2 separate regions of the Mus musculus genome follow, and region 1 is linked to region 2. A link is a loop called in an ENCODE intact Hi-C map of the cell type or tissue named here. Cell type or tissue: left cerebral cortex. All regions are shown on one strand. Links, peaks and the distances in the headings refer to the core of each region. The heading gives the core; the rest is flanking DNA.

Evidence for each region. Hi-C counts contacts between places; a loop is a spot of excess contacts. Peaks named below come from ENCODE experiments on the same cell type or tissue, not always from the same donor. Only the 100,000 strongest peaks of a DNase experiment are listed, where the experiment ranks them.
Region 1: a loop joins it to region 2, with 3 times the contacts of the local background. A loop is called at or near these places in 1 of 42 quality-filtered maps.

What each region holds. Positions count from the first base shown.
Region 1 is chr8:14,328,896-14,333,622 of GRCm38, forward strand. All of the region lies in intron 3 of Dlgap2 (DLG associated protein 2), which reads left to right. Among named protein-coding and RNA genes, the nearest start is that of Gm26184, 58 kb to the left of the region's middle. In left cerebral cortex, for the core only: no CTCF peak of the experiment used is centred there; a DNase peak (open chromatin) is centred at 2,572.
Region 2 is chr8:14,107,289-14,112,015 of GRCm38, forward strand. The region is part of intron 1 of Dlgap2 (DLG associated protein 2); the gene reads left to right. Among named protein-coding and RNA genes, the nearest start is that of Dlgap2, 14 kb to the left of the region's middle. In left cerebral cortex, for the core only: a CTCF peak has its summit at 524 (motif pointing left); DNase peaks (open chromatin) are centred at 2,225, 2,345, 3,292 and 3,708; H3K27ac peaks cover 333 bases.

The sequences.
Region 1 (4,727 bases), core at 223-4,222, 220 kb after region 2:
ATTTGAGTGCATTTTGCCTTAATGACTTAGGAAATAGAGTGTGTAAACTACATCAGACAGCAACAGCGAAGCAGGTTCACACAGCCATGCCACGTGGGTAGTCCCTGAAATAGATGCGTAGGACTTACCTCTCAGAGTCCTGAAATAGGCCCTAGGGCTATTCTGCTCAGTGCAGGAATCCCCAAGCCCATGAACCTGACTGTAAGTGGATTAATACATGAACAAGAATGCGTAAAATTGAAGCCATGTATTCTTATTGTTGTAGATGTAATTTTACCTGAGTAATTGGAACCACTCAGATTTACTCCGTAGAACAGTTTAAATAGGAGCAAGAAGCTGATACGTAGCATATAGTCCTCTCATCCTTGTGCATTTTTAAAAACTTTGAGAAGTTAAAATTCAGTCATATCTGATAGAAGCAGTTCTTATTGAATCTTAGTTAAAATTTATAGAAACTTGAAATTAAATATCTTATTTATTGGGAGAATTTCCTAACAATACAATTAACAATACACATTTTTTTAAATAATTAGATGCCAATTTTCATTCTAGTTTAATGAATGCTTTTCCTCTCAGTTACCACAGATAATTTTCAGTATTTCTGGCATGTATATACATAGCTACAACCTTACACACACTTCTATTTAAGTCTTGAGGTGGGTATCAGCACTTAGATAGATTAGCATAGGAATTGGCAGGATCTAGCTGCGGGCTGCTTACTAATGCTCACTGTTCCACATAGGAGAACGCTACAAGGCTGAGACCAACTAATTGTCATAAATCAAATTCTCTCTGCTTCAAAGGTACTGTGAGAGACTCATTTGAGCTGATCATTTCTCAGAGCAGTGAGATGGAGTGTGTCCCGCACTGTTGAGTGAATATCAAATGGGCTTCAGTGTAGAACACAGAGAACACCTATGGCAAAGGTGGGACTTTGTATTAATCAAGGTTCACTAGAGTCACAAAACTTACAGAATGTCTCTATATACAGACTGTCTCTATATACAGAATGTCTCTATATACAGAATGTCTCTATATAGTACGGGAATTTATTGTGACTTATTGTGATGACTTACAAGTCTGTAGTCCAACTAACCCAACAATGGGCAGCTGTGAATTGGAAGTCCTCAAACCTAGTAGTTGCTTAGTCCACGAAGCTGGGTGTTTCACCTGGCCTTCTGTATAAGCTGGAATCCTGAAGAGGTAGGTGCTGATAGATGTGCTGGCAAGTAAGTGCAAGCAGGCAAAGAAGGGTGAGCCCTTTCTTCTTCCAATACCCTCATACAGGCCTCCAGCACAAGGTGTGGCCCAGATGTGCCTGGATCTGAAATTTGCTTTGTCCCAGGCTGACCTTGAACTCAGAGATCTGCTTGCCTCAGTCTCTTGGGATTAAAGGCTTGTACTACCTTGCCTGCGTGTAAGATTTTCATGGTTACTATGCCTCAAGATCTCCATGTTAAGATCTGAGTCAGAAGCCTGTCTTCCAGCCTCAAGATCTACATCACAGATGTGCCTTCCATTTCTGGATTGTAGTTCATTCTGGATGTAGTCAAGATGTGGTCATCACAGATGTTTAATTTCTCCCCTATGCCAAAGGTCCCACTGGGCTCTCAGTAACCCCTGCCCTTAGACTCTGCTGTTCCAAGGTAGGTTGAGGTAGGTGGGTCATCAACAGGCATTTAACTGAGATCTGAGCTCTTCAGGCCCATGGGTTACCCTACTCTTCTCATTTCCATGGAGACAGAGTCTGCAGGAAGCAGAGACATCTGGATGGGACGTCGTCTTTAGTGCCAGTATCTTAACTCTTTTTCCTTTGAATAGAAGATGGCAGATGTATGGTATTCCCCACAGACCACTCTGGGGTGCTTTGAGGGATCATTGATGTTGCTTTGGAGTTCAGATTGCTTCAGGCAGTGCAGGCATCACCCACAGAAAGAGGAGAAGCACTCTGATGTACGGAACAGCTTCTGTCGCATGTCCTTCCGCATCGGTGTGCAAGGCTGCTATCTGAGTTGTCAGCTTGGTGGCGGAGCAATGCTGCTAGGACAGAGTATCCAGAAATGTGGGTGTGCACAAAGATGCAGAGGTGACATGTCAGTAGACAGTCTTCTCTGTAAGAGTCTGTTCTGAGTGAGTTTCCCGATAACAACCCAGGAAGATTCAAAAGTGGATTACAAGAATAGTTAGCTGCTTCCATCATCTCTTGAAGGTAAACTTAGCTTTAAACTATCCAACCGATGAGACTCTGCCTGGGGCGGGGCTTCATATACTTTTCATTTCACTTCTGCAGTTGTGGTCATTAGTATCGACCATGACAATGTGAAGAGAATCCTAAGTCTGGGATGTGTACTTGGCAGTCTCTATCTGAGCATGATGCTCTTGCTGGTTTGTTTTGATAAAACATCCCAGGATAGGCAGACACAGATCGCTGTCACCTTCCATGACTCAGCCTATTTCACACCACTTCTGCAGTATAACAGGAATCTATCCCAAGGCAATGATGCTTCATGCAGACGAGAATTCACGGTGTGAGTTAGTAACTTCTGTGTTCTTCAGTGGAGCGCATGTGTGATGGGCTGTATTAGTCATCATATCCAAGTTTATCGAAAACAGTCACTGGGGCACAGACACTCGCCATCTGAATTCTGCTGACTCATCCAAATTCTGCTGACTCATCCCAAGACATTTGCTTTGGGTATCAGCTTTTCAGACTGAAAACCGAGTCCTTGTCACTTTACAAGCTTGTGCTTGGAATGTTGAAATGAAGCCACAAGGCATATAGCATTGTACTTGATCTTTTAGATAATTTCAGAGATGAAAAGCAATTTACGTAGGAAGACATTGAGCGGACATAGACAGGTACAAGGAGACTCGAATCTCCTACTGCCAGGGAACAGCCGCCATTGGGCGACAGACACAGTATGAGGGGAGACATCCTTTGCTAAGATGTAGTGTTGATGGATGTGGCGTTTAGTTCATGAAAAATAAAATGCATTTAATTTTATTTTATTCCAGCGAAGAGGCTGTTGTGGAAAGAAAATCGTTGTTGTGTTTCCATGGGGATGTTTTCCCATTCCAGAGATAGGCTTTCTTATATGATCTAGGGAGAAAGGAAAACTGAAAAAGAAAAAAAAAAAAGACTATCTGATCTCCTCCTGCTTCTTCTCCCACCACAAATATGTGTGTACATATACATACACACACACATATGTACATCATGTATGTACATATATGCATATATGTACACTCACAGATTTACTCAAACACACATATGTATGTTTGTGTACATGCACTGAAACATGTGTGTGAGCTTTTTGGTCAAGGATTCTTTAGCAATGGCAGGTAACCTGATTTTTGAGGGGCTGATTTTTTTTAAATCGCTATTTAGTTTCTGTTAGACTAACCCCTCAAACCCATTTTTTTATTGACAAATTTTCTTCCTTGGCCATTTCATACATGAGCATTAAGCACTCTGAGTAGTCACCCAGCCACCGTCTGGTATCTCCTTCCCAGTCCAGTCAGCCTCCTTCTCCCTAAAAGTCCATCTGTGGCCCTCTGTAGGACTAGAGTGGTGCGCTGTCTGCTGCAAGCTCAGGTTGAATTCCTTAGCAAGTCCTTAGCACTTATAAAGTCAATGTGGTTCTGCAGACACAGCACAGGCTAATCGCACCCTCTTACTTTAGGTCTACGTGGCTTTTTAGAGAAAATGTACTCGGAGCTGCAATGCACAGTCAGGACATCTTTTGATATTGGCCATTCTCTTCAGTTTAGTTAAAAGACAGCACGTCGTTCCCAGCTGTGGGCTTCCTTCTTTCTCCGTGGCCGAGCCACTCCCTCCTGTCCTGTCCTTGGAGTGTCCTGTCTTTGGGATACTTTGCTTGTGTTTTGATATCGCGTGTGACATCTTCCTCTTTAGACGCACCAGTTATCCTTCCTTCAGCCTCTGATTTTGCTGACACCACCGTCCAATTTTCCCTCTGAATTCAGCACGATTGCCTCCCGTGATCTGCGCGTGGTTCTTCCCCCACGTGCGTTTGTCTGGTAGCTGTCAGTCTGAAGCCCCCTCCGCTACCCTGGTGGTGTCCTGACTCTCAGCTTCCTCAGAAGCTCCGTCTCCAACTGCATTATCACCTTATCTGTGCTTCTCAAGGCTCTGCTCTGAAGAAGGGCAGGGTGGTGGCTGCTGGTGTCCTACTCCGGCATCCAGGTGGACTTCTGCATGTGTGTGTATGTGTGTGTCTTCATTAAAACACGTGTGTGTGTGTGTGTGTGTGTTTCCCATCTTGCCTCTCCTGCTCTGTCCTTGCTATCCTTGGCCTTACACCTCCCTGTGTGTTGAGACATGGCTCAGTTCTGCCCTGGCTTCTGCTGCTTACCTTGTCTGTACTCTTCCTGGATGAGATGGTACCAGGAGGCAAGGGGATGGGACAGAGGACCTGGACAGCCCTCCCGTGCTTCCTATTTCCTTGAGGCACAGGCTGGTGGATTGGAGGGGTAGGGAAAGTACAGACTGGATGAGAAATCTTCTCCTGGCACCTGCTTTTCTCTTCAGCATGGAACCGGGGGTTTCTAATCTTCTAGACCTACCAGCTCATGTTTTCCAGCAGCTACAGGACTCAGCCAAGGTTGTTTCTTCGCCCTGATAATAGTTTAAATGAGACTATGTTACTGGCAATTGCAGTGCACTGCACATGCTTGCTGTGTATTTCTGAGGACTGTGCTTCTCT
Region 2 (4,727 bases), core at 436-4,435:
ATAAATCAAAAAGGGAAGAAATACCTGTCGTGTGGTGTGTGTGTGTGTGTGTGTATGTTATATGCATGTTCTTGCTTGTGTGTGCATGCAGATTCATGTGTTTATACGTGCATATGTGTGTGTGGTGGCCAGAGGTTAATGTTGGTCTCCCTCCATCTATTCTGTTGAGAAAGAACAGAACCTAACCCCGCCTCCCTACTTAGATTAGGCCAGCAAATTTTAGAGATCTGCCTGTCCCTGCCCTTCTGGTGCCATGTTTATAGGTCCATTACTACTCTCAACTATTTACACAGGTGCTGAGGCTCCAAACTCAGGTCCTCTTATGTGCATGGTAAGCATCTAACTGATTGAGCCATCTCGTTAGCCCCAAGATCCCTGGCTTATATCATCTTAAAATATTGTAGTGTAGAAGAAAATTCCTGTGTGTGCACTAGGTTAAATCCAGATGCCTAGTGGTATGGATTTGTTAATAGCCTCGCCAATAGCCTTCCAAGGAATGAATTGCCTGCCGTGTGCAGCTCTCTTGGCTCTGCCCCCTAGTGCTCCATTCCTTTACATCCTTCTTCTGTAACATACGTAGGATCCTCTTTGAAATGCATTTGTATGTTTCAAGGGAACAAGAATAGGGGAAACCCAGAGGTCACTGTTTCATTGTGCAATTGGTGATGCATTTCCTTAGCGGCCAGATTCCCCCCCCCGCCCCCCCCCGCCCCCGTTAACTGTCATGCAGTCTGTCTTTTCAGAGTCCTGTCTCCTCAGAAGTATTTGTTCTCTCCCTCATGTAGGATGGATAGGAGAATCTTTGGGCTCTATCCATGCATTTTCTTTTTTTCTAGGTCTTTAATATGTGTTAAATGCTTTGCAATTATATCGAGGCATAAATTAATGTGTTAACAGTCAGCATTGATTCTGTGGCCTACAAATAAGTATAATCTCTTTCTTGGTATACTTCTTTGCAATTATCTTCTTGATTTTTAAATCAAAATTGATAACTATGTTTATTTATTTATTTTGCTAAGAACTTGATCTAAAATATCTACAGTTTTCTTTTTAGTCCATGTTTAATATTCTAGTATATAATATAGCCCCCATTTCTTCTTTTCTTTATACTTTCTTCTTCACATAAGTTCCATTACCCCAAATTAGCTTTTACTTTGTAATTCTTTTATTTTCTGAAACTCTATTTTTCCTCTAGTAAATTCGCTAAAGGTGTATTTAGTTTATTGAGGCTGCCATAATAAATTGCCATTAAGTTGGTGGCTTGCAATGACATAAACATGTATGTAGTCTTGTAGCTCTGGCTGCTAAAAATGTGATCTTTCCAGTCTTTTTGAGCTTCAAGTGGCTTTAGGTGGTCCATGACTTGTGGCCACACCAGTCTCCCAAAGTCTCTGTATTCAGATGGTTTTGTATATACCTAAATCTCTGTGCCACGGAATACTTCTGGTTTACTTAGGGCCCTCTTCCAGAGACCTGGGATTAACCTCTCACCAGAAAGTCCTTGATGAGCAGACCTTCAAAGACTTTTCTGCCCCAAATAAGGTCAGGTTTATGGATTCCAGGAATTTGATAAGAACTCCTTGGGTACAACTTTGGTACTCCAGTAACATGACCACTTCTAAGAACTTTAAAACTATTAGTCAACTGTGTCTTAGGCCAGCAGTGCCCAGAAGCCAATGCCAATTTTGCTATAGTCTCTGCAGTCATGGGGATGACAGAGGCCAATAAGAGGATATAGGCAAGAACTTCACAAAGTGTCAAAGGACACCTGGTCTCCTTGTCTCCAAACAAGATAAAGGCTCAAGGAAGATGAGAGAATATGTAGGGTTTTTTTTGTTGGCCCAGATAAGCCATAGTGCATGTGATCGTTGAAGGAGCACCTTTACCCTGAGAAGGAGAACAGGCTTTATATATAAGTAAAGGATCAAAAAATTTAAACCAATTAGTAAGGAAGGAGCTGGAGAGCATTTGAGAAATGGCTGAGTCACAAAGGCACGGCAACAAAGAGGCAAATTAAAGAGTTACTTTGTCTAATTTACCAAATGGGTTATCTTTTAAAATAATGACCACAAGTGCTTTTATGTGTGATTTTCAAGGTGACTACAGCTAGAGTCCCTTGGTTCATTTGCCTGGAGCCTGCCTTCTCCTCAGCTCCACTGTATGTCTGCCAACTGTGTGTACCTTGCAGCTGCCCCTCCTGGGCCTCCAGCTGATCCCAGAACGCTGTGTTCTGTTTTGTAATGAAATGTAGACTTCCTCTGTGAAAAGGCTTAATGGGATAGCATTTTTAAAAAAGAATTCAAGCTGGCTAAATTTAGTTTCTGAACGGTGTCCAGTCTGGAAATAAATCTATTTTGAAATCTTCATCTCAGGGCCCACTCTTCCACCTGGGAAGGTGCCCTGGCCAGATGGTTGTTAGCTGGAAGTTTCTTCTTTTACCCCTCTGCCAGCAACAGGTATTGCTAGTCCCTCTTGCCAGCGCCTGCTATTTGTAAATACCATGGAGCTTAACCATGCTGTCCTTCTAAGCATTGGCAGTGGAGGGTCTGTATGTCTCCTGACCTTCCTCTGACTCTCTCCCCATCTTCTCCTTGAGGGCACCACAAAATATTAAGGGTTATAAGGGATTTGCCTTCTTCTCAGTTCCTGACTTTGTCCTTCCACTAACTCTTAAGTTTCTGTTACTTCTGGCTTCCTTTTTTACAGGCTTTTTTTTTTCTCCCTCACAAAGAACTAGCCACTTGTTACTACACAAGAGGCACACCATCTATATCTCTGAACATAGCACCCAGGGTGACTCCTAGGCTCTGAATCATCCATTTTTATCTTCCTGCCACTTGGAGGTGTGGCAGGTGTGTGTCCTGTGCTCTTCTTACAGTATGATATACTTGGCAGTTCATGGTCATCACACTCACATGCTAAAGGCACTACAGACAGGCCTTTTCTGAATTTAGAATAAAGAGGAGGGGCTGAGCCTCGGCTCCACCCCGACTTCCTGTTGTAGCGACCATTATTGCTTTGCGCCTGTCCCTTGTACCCCTTGGATGAGAAGCTGTCTAGAAGGTTCACATGGCTGTGGTTAAAAAAATGAGTCAGACTTAACCATTGGCCTGAAAATCCCATGGTCCAGTGAGAAGCACAGACATGAAGGTTGTATGGTGCAGGGCAAGCAGAGAGGTGGGTTGCTGGAGGCTCCTGGAGCGTCGGCCAGGCACAGTTGCTGTAGAGATTTGGTGTGGCCGTTATGTTTCTGTGTGGGAGGCACCACAGAGGAGCCTTGGCTTCCTGGCTTCATTCTGACCATGAGTTCTGTGCCGAGTGCAGTGAGTTCTGTCCAGGCGTTGCAGATACTGGGCTCTCCTTTGAAATGTATGATTGAGGAGATGGAAATGGTGGTCAGGACCGTTCGAGTAAGGTGACCTGGGAGCTTAGTTCATCGAGACCCCTCATGGACAGCACAGCTAGACACACAGCAATCATCCTTCTGTGTCCGCTACGTTCTGCAACTTCTGAAAAAGGATGCTCGTCCTGTGTCCCCAATTCACCAGGCTTTACTGACTGTATGTCACTTCCTAAAGCGTGCTCATCAAATTCTTCACTGACTGAGCCATCTCCCAGCGCAAGATGTGTTCCGTGCTGATGGGGCTTCACGATGAGGATCGTGAAGCGTTCTTGCTGGTTCAGCTGGACCCATGCTAGTGGGCGTGTGAGGAGCAAGTGGGCGGGGACAAGTGGGCGGGGACACCGAGGTCCAGAGGATGAGTGGCACCTTCAGTGGGTGATGCTTGTGAATGAGGTAGGAGAGGGAGATGGGTAATTATGAGAATCGACTCATGCTCGTCCCTGTTCCCAGCTGTTAATTTTGGAAATGGCAAAAAGTTGTCACTCTGCTCCACTGTCAGTCTGTTTCTCCTACATTTTTTTTTCTTAAAAGACCAAGCAGTTACAAACTAAGAGAGAATTTGACCTTGGTGCACTTAAGTCAGCGACAGCCATCTCTCTTTTGCAGACAGGTAACTCAGAATCCATTGAAAAGTTAGGTAATCTTTATGGGTGGGACCTAAACCTGAAATTTTACACCTGGTGTAACAATATGGCAAAGATCTTCCTACTTCTTTACAGAGAAAGGATAAGGCTTACTTCTCTGAAGAATTGCTACTACGTATCTCAGAACAATAACTTAAATACACTTCAGAGACCCATCCCATTTAGGGGAGTGAGTTTGTTTCCTTTTCTGCATTTCTGGCTAATAAAGCTAGGACTTATTTACACGAAGGTCCTTAGGGGAAATCAGGGAATGCAGTCAATAGAAAGAACAGGAGTTAATGAAATCATAATTATATTTAGTTTAACTGTTTGCTTAGAAAAAGCAATGAGAGAATTGCAGTGAGAGAGGAGGGCACGGAGAGCTTGAGCCTGGGACAGGCGTGTAAGGAGTAGCCATGTAGGTGAGATACAGGGGAAGTGGGAATCCCAGGGAGAGTGGATGGAGGCACAGAAGGGGAGCAGCGGGAGGGCCTGGGAACCAGCCTAGAGGCTTCTGTGAGTTCTTTTGTTCTCATCAGTCAGACACTGTGAAAAGTGTGTCAGTTCACTGGGTTAGGACCTTGACTGCTGATGCTTGGATGTCTCACACTGCCGTTGTTTTGGAACTTTCGCTGGAGATTGTTGTAGTTGTGAGTTTTTAAGCCGGCTGTGGTAGGAACAGCACACCCAAGCTTGTGCTG